Linked DNA regions of Homo sapiens: regions 2, 3 and 4 are each linked to region 1. A link is a contact called in ENCODE Hi-C or POLR2A ChIA-PET data. All regions are on one chromosome and are shown on one strand. The core of a region is the stretch at or near the end of the contact, and the rest is flanking DNA. Distances in the headings are between cores, read along the strand shown.

Region 1 (2,911 bases), core at 278-2,777:
GATAAATGGGAGATTGAAACACAGAATCATCAAAACCAGGAAAAAGAGCTGCAGGAAGTAGTGTGCAAGGAGGGGTTTAAAAAACGCAGCCAGAGATCCTCGGGATTCTCAGCGTCGCTTTCCTGTTAGTTTGAGGTTCGAATACAGTATTTGCGTCGTCTCACATACAACAAATAGGTGTCTGCCTGCACGTTGCCAACGTGACTCTTGGAAGAAAAGCGAGAAGCAGCAAAACCGAGCAAGGGAGTTGGCTAAACGGCTGCAAGAAACACACACACACACACACACACACACACACACACGGAAGAAAAGCGAGAAACAGCAAAACCGAGCAAGAGAGTTGGCTAAACGGCTGCAAGAAACACACACACACACACACACACACGGAAGAAAAGTGAGAAACAGCAAAACCGAGCAAGGGAGTTGGCTAACTGGCTGCAAGAAACTCTCTATCTCACTCTCTCTCTCTCTCTCTGTGCTGCAAGAAACTCTCTCTCTCTCTCTCTCTCTCTCTCTCTCGGAAGAAAAGCGAGTAACAGCAACACCGAGCAAGGGAGTTGGCTAAACGGCTGCAAGAAACACACACACACACACACACACACCACACACGCACACACACACCCCAGCAGTCATGAAAGAAGGAGAGGAAAGTTCTTTGTTGAAACTCCGGGTTCGAAACACACACACACACACACACACACACACACACACACACACACACACACACACGAAACTCCGGGTTCAAAGCTATGGGCCCCACCCCGCTCAGGACTGCCTGCTACGAGGCCGCGCAGAGATGCCCCAGGCGCGGAGAGAAGCGGAGCACAGCCGTGCTAGGGACAGGGGCGCCACCCTGGGCGGGACTGAGGTGGGATCCTGGCTCCCGGCTTTGGCCTCCCAGCCCAGGCTCGGGGCTTCCTGGCCCTCGGAGGCCGGGGCGGGCCAGGCTTTGCAGCACAGGGCGAATCTCCCTCCCTCCCCGGGCGCCCCCCGGGAACTGGCGGCCAGAGGTTAAGCTGACATGTTTGCAGACGGTAATGGGGCGCTGGATGCCAACAGCCCCAGCTCAGGGGAGTCCAGATTTATGTTTCTTGGAACAATTCTTTCCTCCATTGCATTAACGCCAAAAAAAAAAAAAAAAAAAAAAAAACACTTAATCAAGCCCAGAGTCTACTACTAAAGTCTTGTTAATTTATTAACCCAAGCCGAGGCTGAGAGCTCGACGTGGCACTTAAGAAGTAAAATGAGGAAAGGAGGAAGAAACGGGGTCCCTGTGGGCCTCGGGGCAGCCTCGGCCGGGCTTTCTCGGAGGGCAGGGCCAGGGGCGCTGGGGCCGCTCCCGCGTGGCGCGGCTCGGGAGCGTTCCAGGGCGCGGTCCCTGCGGGCCGGCGGGCCGGGGTGAGTCACCCCTGACTTGGGGTGGGAGCGGGCCGTGTAAGGGGGAGGCGGGGCGGGGCGGGGCGGGCCTCGCCTCGCCTAGGGAGGATGTGGCGGGTATAAAAGCCCCACCCAGGCCAGCCGGCTCTGCTCAGCATTTGGGGACGCTCTCAGCTCTCGGCGCACGGCCCAGGTAAGCGGGGCGCGCCCTGCCCGCCCGCGATGGGCCGCCAGCTAGCGGGGTGTGGAGACGCTGGGAAGAAGGGTACGGCCTGGCAGGGAGGCCCCGGCAACTGGCCCCGGAGGCCGTCGGGGGCAGGGGGCTGAAGGGACGGCCGGCACTGGAGAGTCTTTGGGGAGGGGGCTCAGGGACAAGGTGTTTGGGGCAGGGGTGAGGGGCCACCGGCCCTCGGGCCGGGAGGGTGCAGGGCAGAGGTGGTGGGGGGTCGGGCTTCTCTAAGAAGCCCTAGCGGGAGCGGGGCGAGGCGGCGTGGGGAGAGGGGCGGAGGGAGGCCCCGCATTCCAGACGCGCCAGGCGCCGCCGAGGCAGGGCGTGGCCGCCCAGGGAGCCGCAGGTCCCCGGCGCAGCAGTAGCAAGTGGGCTTTCCACTGCCCTCTAGAAAGTGCCCCCCATCTGCTCTAAGTTACTGTACTCGAAACAAACGCGCGCTTGTGGAGTTGAACCGACCAGCAGGAGGGAAGTAGCGGGGGAAGACGAGAGGGGGGAGTGTGAGTAGGCACCCCTCAGCCCCCCATAAAAGAAGACATTAAAACGTCAGTTATTCCCCTTGCTCTAGGTTATCTTGTAGCATAGCAACTTCGGATTTCACTCTACCCGGAGAGTTTCCCGCTTGGTTGAACACATTGGCCTCAGGAAGGTAGTGTCCCCCATGATTCTGTGGGGAGGGTTGTCCTGTTACTCGCCATGATGTGACAATGAGTCAGGAACTGAGAGTAGAGAGAAGGGCGTGGCCCCGGGGCCTCTCCCTTCTGGCCGCTCTGTGCAGCTGGCCCCACTGCTGGTGTGGAGGGCTTGGGTTCCATCAGCCGGCTGTTGAGAAGAAGGAGGGGAACACAGATAAGTTTCCTCATCTGGGAAGGTGGCTTAAGGATGCCTATTCTTACCACCACCCAGAGTTATTGGAGATTTCAAAAAACACAGTCATTAGGTAATAAATGTGTAAAGTACACAAAAAACAAAGTGCTGTGCAAATGCAAAGTGTCATTTTTGTAGTAAGATTGCCGTTTTAAAGCTGTGGGTGTTCTGAGTGCGTGTGTAAAAGAGCAGTGGCCTCATGGGTGCACGCTGGGCCATTACCAAGAACCTTAAGTTGTTGGTGTGCAAAGGCCTGGGCCCCAGACTGTACTGATGGATTCTGTTCACACGTGTGTGCTACTGTGCCTGTCTGGAACTTGGTGACTTGGAATGCAGAATGCACTTTCCCACTGAAACAGTGTTGCAGAAGGTGCTGACGTTCCCAGGCTAGCCCTGAAAGACCTTTTTAACATGCACTGCCTGATTATGGGATTGGTG
Region 2 (2,911 bases), core at 247-2,746, 2.7 Mb before region 1:
TAAAAAAGAAAACTTCACAAATTCTGAGTTTTATCTACCCATAAGTGTTACCTGCAAGTACTCAGTTAATGGATTGTTCTACACAGTAGTTACCCCTTATCTGTGGTTTCGCTTTCCTCAGTTTCAGTTATCCATGGTCCGAAAGTATTAAATGGAAAATTCCAGAAATAAACAATTCGTAAGCTTTAAATTGCATGCCACTCAGAGTATTGTTGTGATTGTTCTATTTTATTATTGTTGCTAATCTCTTACTATGCCTGATTTATAAACTTTATCATAGATATGTATATATAAGATAAAATATAGTATATACAGGGTTCAATATCATCCACTTTTTCAGGCATCCACTGAGGGTCTTGGAATATATCCCCAGGATAAGGAGGGACTACTGTATAAAACTTTCAGACTAATAAATCCAGTCCTAAGAGAAAAGTGGGAGTGGGTAGCCATCCTCATGACTCCAATTTATTAGTCACATTTTAAACCTTACCGTGATTTAAAAACACCTGACTCTTTATTATGTTAGATGTTTTCTCTACAATATGCATCGTTTTATGTAAATGCAATAGCATTTCATGGGATCCACTCTAACCAGTAAAACAATATTTTATTTACCAACTGGCACAGAACAAAACAACAATTTTCTGAACCCACCTTCTGACCAGACTTCTTTTCCATCTACAGAAACTCCAACCACTATGCCCGGTGCGCCCACCTCATCCTAAGACCGAAGGGGAAAGAACCGACAGTTACGGGCCTGCTGAAAAAGCCCAGCGCTCTCCTCGGGGACCTTCCAAGGCCCCGCCCCCTGAGCCTGGGCCCCGCCCCCTCCACCTGGGCCCCGCCCACCTCGTCCCAGGCCATGGTCACTCACTAACAGCAAGGGATGTGCCTGTCCGCCCCCTAGGGGGAAGGGGCGGTCCCCGAGACAGGCGGTGACCTCCACCCAGATTTGGGGAACCCCCAAGAGCGTCTGACCACGGCTCGGCGGTGGGGAAATGGGAAGTCTTTCTCGGAAGCCGATCGCGGGCACCCCGCCGCCCCGGGTGGGGTCCACTCAGCCCCCGACAGCACCGCCGACAGGGGTGGATCCCCGGCCCCCTACGCCCCCCGCTCCAGTGGCCGCACCTTGATCCTGTGCAGCAGGTCGCGGCTGCTCTCGATGGCTCTGGCGAAGCACCTGGAGCAGGGCGGCGCCGGGGTCTGCGGAGACCACGGGGCGAGGGACTGCTCCTGTGGCGGCTCGGCCAGAGGCGACGCCTCAGGGTCGGGGGCCGCGGGGGACTGCGCCGGGGCCGCGCCCCTCAGCCCACCTGCCAGCTTCACCCCGAGCGCCAGCCCCAGCCCCAGCCCGAGGCCCCCGACCCAGCCGTGGCCGAGAGGCGGCAGCCCGGCGCGCTGATGGACCCCGCGTCGTCCGCAGCTTGAGGCCAAGCCCCCGGGGGCGGCAGCCCGGGCAGTCACTGCTGACATGAGCCGGTACATGGCGTCTCTGCACAGCCGGCCGCCACCAAACTCACGCACACCCTGCCAGCCGCGGCGCGGGGCGGAGGGAAGGGCAGGGGGCGGGACGGGGGTGGGGACCGCGGTCAGACCCTAGCAGTCGACGCCTGACTACCCGAGCGCCGATCGCATCGAGCCCTTCTTCCTCTCCCTTTTCTTGTCTCTTCCTTGTTTTTCCTTTCTGTCTCTCTTTCCTTTTTTTCCTTTGCTTACCCTCAGATCAAGCGTCACCTCCCAGAAGCCTTCCTAGTTCCCGTCCCATGGGAGTTCTCGCCCTTACCATCTTGCCCCTCAGTGTGCACACTTCTTTAACAACAGTTAACACTTTGTATCATTTAACTACTTGTCAGATTCCTTACCAGAGTGGGACTTCTTTGGGGAGCCTAGACTTAGTTTTGGATCCTCAACTTCTGGAACAGCGCAGGGCACACAGTAGACGCTCAGCAGGCATCTCCTTTCCCTTTAGAGATGCCTTTCTCCTTTCCTTTCCCTTTCTCCTTTCCCCCTTTAGAACGCGCTTCTTTTCACTCTCTTGCCATCTCCCTTATGTCTCATTTCAATTCACCCATTTCCCTAAAGATGTTTTAAAATCTATTGCTTCTGGAATTCTAGCTCCACACCGTACCAAAGACATGAAGTTACATCCAGACCTTATATTACCTTTCTTTTGCTATAAAAGATAAAGTGTTTTTTAAAAATTTCGTGCTTGAAAAATTTTAATCCAAAAGTAACTATTATAATTTACAATTACCTATGATTTCTCAGCATCTGTAAATGATCAGACATTCTTGTGAAATAAGAAACCTAATCTCAAATTGCTACAAAATGTAAAATGTGTATAAAATCCTAGTTTAACGTGTAATGAAATTGATATGTTAATTTGAAGTTACTTAAACATTTATCAGTTTTGTAATTTTTATATTTTGGGATACATACATACACACACACACACACACACACACACACACAATCTTTGAAAGCTTGTAGGCTTTATACCTTCAGCACTGGGGCAATATGCCCCATATACAAAATGGCCCTGTCTTTTCTTGCAGGTGGAATAAAGAAGAGAGCTCACAGACTTGAACTGACAAGCCATCAGGACAAACATATTGAGGTAATAAACTTACTGAGTAAACATATACATACCTCAAAATAAATATATTGAGGTAATAATTATTTAATAGGAGGAAAAGGCAATAATGGTATCCATACCTAGCAAGAAAATAGTGGGGCTAAATAAGTAAAGCTTCTGGGGCTACTCACAAAACCCAAGACTCCAAGAGACCAGAATATCCTAGGACCCAGAGCGTTTGACACTGAAACTGCAGTTATAGTGGACAGATGTACTCTATTAAGATAGTACTGGAGGTTCCCACGGTGGGGGTCACCACTACTCCAAGAACATGAG
Region 3 (2,911 bases), core at 412-2,911, 2.7 Mb before region 1:
CAACATTTTGAAGGATCCACACACCTTGGAAACACAGACTAGGAGGAAGTAAGGGATGGCTGCTTTTTCCAAGGTAAGGGCTGGTTTAATAGGGCCTATTAATTACAGTCTGAGTATTTGAATTTAGGCCAACTCTCTGGTCAAATATTTTTTGCAGTGGCTCATGGTTTTGTCACTAAACCTTTATCTTTGCTGCCAAAAGAAACTGTTACTGCTAGCTTAACTCACAGCCCAAGCTACATCTAAATACCTAAGTCAGCTACATTTAAGTTCCAATTTCAGAAGTTAGGAACAACTTGCAGCCTGAAAGTCTCTCTTCAATGGTCTGATCCAGTCTTCAAGTTGCTGTCTTAAAAGGTTCTGTGTTCAATCAATCACCCAGGTAGATTGTTTGCAAAGATTACTTAAAAAAATTGAAACTACTTAAACTACTTTTGATATAAAGCCGTGAAAAGAACGAAAGTACTATCTTTAGCCAACTGGCACAGGAAGAGTTCTGTTATAAAAACGACGTGCAAAAGAGAAGGTAAGAATAAAAGTAATAATGTGCCCTTCATAAAATTTATCTTTTGTGTCTAACATCAATCACTAGGCCAGGAGCCAATACAAGGCTCTCCTGCATAGGGTCACACATACTCTTTCTTAGCAGGGTGAGGAGACCTCAGACTTCTACCACTGATACCACTTTAACCCATCAAACATGCCTACCAGCCCGCCCACTTCCTCTTCATTCAAGCCCCCCGCCCCAACAAATGTTGATTAAAAGCAGTAAATGAAGTGTTTTATGATGTCATGAAATGAGCAGGCCATCTTTAAGACCTCTTGCTGGGTGGGGAACTGAAGGTGAAGGAGCACTGGGCTGCCAGGGCTGTGCAGTTTTAATGACAGCGGGCACACAGCACTTACCCTTTTGCGCCAAGCATCAGTGTACTGTCTTTACATAGTAACTCCTTTAACCGACAGGTAGATGCTGTTACTATCCACACTTTACACACAGGGAACTGAAACACAGAGATTAAGTAACTTGCCCACTGCTAGTAAGTAGTGGAGACAGGATTCAAGTTCTGACAGTCTGGGTCCAAAGTTCTTGTTTTTATCCATCATATTCTATATAGTTCTAATGGTTCAAGGACAGCTACTAGCGAGTAAGGGAGTCGGAATTAGTTTACCACCCAGCCAAGTTCAGGGATATCCACAGGACTTTTGCTGACTCGTCCTATAAAGCAAATACTGAGAATTATCTTTTGCCTATTAATTTCCTTATTCCTGCTTGTATTTTATCTGAAACTTTCTCTAGTTGAGCTTTCCTCTGAAGAGGACCATTTCAGGTCTTGAAGTTTCTGTGGCCAGCCATACAGCCATTTACAAACACTTAACTAGAACGATTTACTCAACTCAGAACAACCCCGTATATTAAGCACAGCAGGACATCATACTATCAATTGTCATAAAACTCCCAAGGTGTTTGTTTCAGTATCTTCATTAAAAACACACACACACAAAATCGACAAATATCCAATACTAGACTACCTCTGAAATCCTGTTCGTGTTTGCTGGATACATTTGCCTTAGAAGAAAGGAAGGAAGCCAGGTATTACATTTAACAAGGGGGAGGGGAAGCCCGCAAGAGAATACACCCAATAACTGTTGACATTTCGCCAACTTTTTCCAAGACTTGGTAACAAAGCATTATCTATCTGTATGAGAGAAAAGGGGAGGAGGACTGCTGAAAAAAGGGACGGGTTAAGGGTTTTGCACTATAGTTTAGCTCTTCCAGCAGAACGCGGCGCTGTCAAGCTGTCAATGTCTGTCTACCGCCTCGGAGACACAGGCCGCCGGGAAACCACAGGGTCGACGGGAACGGCGGAGTGTAGCATCCCCGGGCCCCAAGTCCACAGTGCCTCTCCCACTTGACCTGTCGGCGCCCCTTCTCAAAGTACGGATCTCCAAGAGGAAGGACCTCCTCCCTCTCCACTCTCAGAGTAAAGCAAGCCAGCAGCGCAAAGTGCACCTCCCGGGGACGCACAGACACGACTGAAAGCCACCACCCCAGAAACAGACCCTTCCTGGGAAAATGCTCCTTCCAGAACCTTCTCAACACCACCCGTTTCCCCTGGGAGCGTTTACTTTGGATCAGCGAGATGGAAAACAAAGGCTCAGGAGAACAGGCCGGGCCCCTCCCCAGAGCCCGCCGCCAGCTGGCCCAGGTGCGCCAGGTGCGCCCTGGAGGCGTGGGGACGAGGGACCGGGGCCTGCGGGGGGGGAAGCAGGAGGGCCCTGCGGGGCTGCCCCGGGAGGATGCGCCTCTGGGGGCTGCGGGGTGATGGGTGTATCCCTTACGGTCTCCCTCAGCTTCCTCTCGTGGTCCAGCTCGCGCTGCAGGGTGCCCGCGCGCTCCTCAGCGGCGTCCGCCTGCTCCTGCAGGCTCCGGATCTTCCTGCGCACCGCCTCCAGCGAGCTACTCCCCGCCATCGCGCCGGACGGTAGGCGGGCGGGAGGGCTGCAGTGGGAGAGGCCGGCTGCTGCCCTGCGGACCCGGCTGCCGCGGCTGTCCTGGCTGCCCAGCGCCGGTCCGCCCCGCCCAGGCCTCTCTGTGCGATGGCGGCGCCCCCTGCGGCCAGGAGCAGTCCGGAAGTCGCAGCCTCCAGGGCTGCGCAGACAAACCGCAGGCGGGCGCGCGCGGCTGGGAGGGGCGCGCGCCGTGGATCCCGGGACTGGCTGGGGGCACTGCGCATGCTCGCGGCGGCGGGGAGAAAGGCGCTCCCGGCGCGCTGCGGGGGTACCTGGTGAGCTGGGCGCTCCGGGAGGCCACTGCACTAGGGCTCTGGCTTCCACTTCTAGGGCCCCTCCGCGGCGCGGTGGTGACCCGGGGTAACGGAGCTGGCTGCTAAGGGCAATAGCGACTCCTGCT
Region 4 (2,911 bases), core at 258-2,757, 2.5 Mb before region 1:
CAGTTCTGTTGTGGTTTTGTATGTACATGGTAAATGGAGACTACCATGACGTGGACACCCTTGCTGTCTAGGCTCTAGTGTCTTATAAAAGGGCTCTAAGGTGTGTGTGTGTGTGTGTGTGTGTGTGTGTGTGTCGCGCACACACACACACTTCTAAATGTAAAGAGAGGGCCATCCAGAGGTAGAGGGCTGTCAGGTAAGAAAATGACTCCGGAATTCAGCACACCTGGGTTCTGCCTCAGCTCTGACACTCATCAGCTTGTTATCTTAAGCAACCCGCTTCCCCTCCCTGTACCTCAGTTTCCTTATTTGTAAAAGAGGAATAACAAAGCCTAGGTCACTGTTAAGTGCATTAAGTGAGATCAATGGAAAGCGTCCAGAGGAGTGCCCAACCAAAGTTGGCATTCGAAAGTAAGGGTGTCCCTGTCCCACATTCTCTGGTGCAGGAGGGTTTCCCAAAGCAGCGTTGGGAAGAGAGAGAAGTGTGAGCCTTTGCCTGGGTGCATGCTCAAAGATGCAGTTTTGGGGAGGAGGGTACTTTGCAAACCCCAGCAAGTTTTCCACTGGGAACTGCTGGATTGTATGTTGGGAGCTTTGGAGTGAGGTTTGGGCCTTACCCCCCCCTTGGCCTCCCCAGCTGTTCGGGAGGGTGCAGGTCTGCTCCCCACACACACCCTCCCTTCTGCTTTCTTCCCCATGCATCTCAACCTAACCAAAGTTCACGCCCAGCCCTCGCTTTCTTTCCTGACTGCCACTCAGACCACAGACACGCGGGGCAGGGGCCACACTGGGTGGGGCTGCAGGTGGTCTGCAGGTCTCAGAGGGGGGTCTGGACTGAAGAGTTAGCCCCCTCCTGCTGTGAACCTCCTATTCTTAGAAAACCAGGGACTCCAAAAGCACTCCTGACCCCGCTCCCAGCCACAGACAGACACAGCGACCCACACAGACTTAGAGACACACACGTAGGCACACAGACACATAGAGATACAGACCCCCACCCCAAAACATGTACAGATATGCAAAGATATGCAGAGACACAGCCACATAGAGACAGACACACACAGAAATATGAACAGATGTATACACACATAGACACAGACCCACGCACACAGAAACATGTACAGATATGCAAAGACATGCAGAGATGCACACACAGACACACAGAAATACCCAGACACATAGAGACACATACATAGACGCAGACACACACGGAGACACTATGACGTGAACAGTGTGTGCGCGCACACACAGGTTCCCTCCCACCCGGCAGGCGCTGCCCTCTGCCCCGCGGCCCCCACCCCTGCGGCTCTGCCTCTTTGGTCTAATAAGGGTAGGTGAGAAAGCATTGTGAGATTCCGGAGATATTTCCTGGCTCCCCGCATGCTCCTTCTGTGGCGCGTCCAGCTGAATGTTCAGCTCTGGGCAAGTGTCCAGGGCCCGGGGCCCCAAGGCTGAGTCATGTAGACAAAGATTCCGAGGCCCTGAGTAGCCTTTCTAGATCCCCGGCCTTTAAAAAAACACCGCAGGATGCCCTAGGAGGCAGCGAAGTTTCCCACAGAAACTCCACTTTGTGCAGATTTAATCACAGGGCATTTAAATAGCATCATCTGGAGGTAATTTGGAATTTAAATTACCAGGCTAGAGGAAATTTTTTCTACCAAAAGAAGGGCTTGGAATATTATATTGTGTTGGTTATCGATCAGCCATTTGCAAGGGATTACAAAAGTGGTAAGGCCTGTTTTATACAATATGTTAGAACAATTTACAGCAGGATTTGGTCATCACTAGTGTAACTGGTATTACTTGTTCCACAAAGCTTGGGGCAAGAAATGACACATTTCATGAATTTCTAAATCAAATCGTCCTTAGACCCCACACCTACTAGGACCTCAGAAAAATTCAATCCCAGCCTCTTTTCAAGGCCCCTCCTCTCCTCCTATGCAGAACTCTGAGGCCTCAGGATCCTTGAAACTTGGGGGAAGGGCATCAGGTCTGTGACGATCACTGCCCAGTGGCTCATTGTCCATGCCCAGGTAAACCAGTAAAAGGCTGCTGCTCACGGCATCCTCCAAATTCAAGGCCACAGTGCAAGTGTCCAGTCCCCAGAAGCACACTGCCCACCCAGCCACTCCCCAGAGGCCTTGGCACCTCAGGGTCCTGGGTAAGAGGCTGGGCACCCAAGGGTCCTGCCAGTCCTTGAATGACCTCTAGCCCTTGGCCCCCTCCCCAGCCCTCGCAATCTCTAACAGTAAGTGTTAGGTCTACAGACCCTTAGAAAATCAAAGAAAGGCCTTTAACTTTCCCCCAGAGCAAGAGAAGCCTAGCCTTCAAGACAGGAAGGCCTCTGGAGAAGAAGAAGAGGAAATCCCCCACATTCTTTTCCAGTGAGCTACATAAGAAAAACAGACATGGTTAATTTATCAATTGCAGTGGCCAGTCACTTCTTAGTCAATAATTACCTGATTTACTTAATAATCCTTACTCTTCAGGGAGTAGATAGAGCTGTGGTCCAAAAAAAAAATCCAAAAAATCAACAAACAAACCCCTTTCTTTGAATAAAGATGATGAAATCTCTTGACTTCTGTAATATTCAGAGTCCCTCTGGATCACTTCCGTTTGGACAGGAATGGGTTCAGTCCTAAACAGCTTGGTGTCTAGTAGCTCAGTCTCTTTGTTCCCTTTCATGGAACAGTTGCACCCCTATTTGAGGACTGACAAGGGTGCGATGAGGGGTGACCCTGCAACTCAGGTAAACCCAGGCTAGCTCCGACTCACACCCAGCACCACACAGGCGGTAGAGCTTAAGGTTGGAAGGAATGGCTGTGGAATCAGATAAAACAGAGTTTGAGTTCTGGCTCTGTCACTTTTTATCTGTGTGACTTCAGGCAATTTACTTTACCTCTCTGAGCCT

What was found. A loop is a pair of places that touch in the nucleus more often than their neighbours do. ChIA-PET counts read pairs that join two places held with the same protein, here RNA polymerase II (POLR2A). Pooled maps may share reads with other maps.
Region 2: a loop to region 1 is called in a pooled map, with 11 times the contacts of the local background. The contact joins the promoter of LACTB here to the promoter of ANXA2 in region 1. A Hi-C loop is called at or near these places in 1 of 37 single-sample maps with no recorded cell type and 6 of 50 pooled maps. POLR2A ChIA-PET finds 5 or more read pairs at or near these places in 2 of 52 experiments (BJ and RWPE1).
Region 3: a loop to region 1 is called in a pooled map, with 3 times the contacts of the local background. The contact joins the promoter of TPM1-AS here to the promoter of ANXA2 in region 1. A Hi-C loop is called at or near these places in 4 of 50 pooled maps. POLR2A ChIA-PET finds 5 or more read pairs at or near these places in 2 of 52 experiments (AG04450 and CD8-positive, alpha-beta memory T cell).
Region 4: a map of endothelial cell of umbilical vein shows a loop between it and region 1 (6-fold over the local background). The contact joins the enhancer-like site here to the promoter of ANXA2 in region 1. A Hi-C loop is called at or near these places in 1 of 168 maps with a recorded cell type or tissue (endothelial cell of umbilical vein) and 1 of 50 pooled maps. POLR2A ChIA-PET finds 5 or more read pairs at or near these places in 2 of 52 experiments (BJ and Panc1).

Annotation. Positions count from the first base shown.
Region 1 is chr15:60,396,602-60,399,512 of GRCh38, reverse strand. It overlaps ANXA2 (annexin A2), which reads left to right and starts at 1,527. Exons shown (of 13, transcript NM_004039.3): 1 at 1,527-1,570. RefSeq lists silencers at 795-1,104, 1,225-1,764, 1,835-1,974 and enhancers at 2,135-2,324, 2,345-2,394, 2,455-2,504, 1,998-2,589, 2,590-2,911.
Region 2 is chr15:63,120,446-63,123,356 of GRCh38, reverse strand. LACTB (lactamase beta) reads right to left here and starts at 1,496. Exons shown (of 6, transcript NM_032857.5): 1 at 1,129-1,496; 2 at 655-721. The coding sequence starts at 1,485. LOC107984798 (a long non-coding RNA gene) reads left to right here and starts at 1,590. Exons shown (of 2, transcript XR_001751584.1): 1 at 1,590-2,617. RefSeq lists silencers at 738-927, 938-1,007, 1,028-1,607.
Region 3 is chr15:63,048,137-63,051,047 of GRCh38, reverse strand. It overlaps TPM1-AS (TPM1 antisense RNA), which reads left to right and starts at 1,661. Exons shown (of 2, transcript NR_147233.2): 1 at 1,661-2,207; 2 at 2,353-2,911. All of the region lies in intron 2 of TPM1 (tropomyosin 1), which reads right to left. RefSeq lists a silencer at 2,195-2,854.
Region 4 is chr15:62,895,692-62,898,602 of GRCh38, reverse strand. No RefSeq gene overlaps it. Among named protein-coding and RNA genes, the nearest start is that of MIR190A, 73 kb to the right of the region's middle. RefSeq lists an enhancer at 243-1,008. Within about 2 kb of position 1,507, at least 22 of the 41 ENCODE cell types and tissues checked have a DNase peak (open chromatin) inside an H3K27ac peak, as active enhancers do; they include Panc1 and endothelial cell of umbilical vein, where a contact is called at or near this core.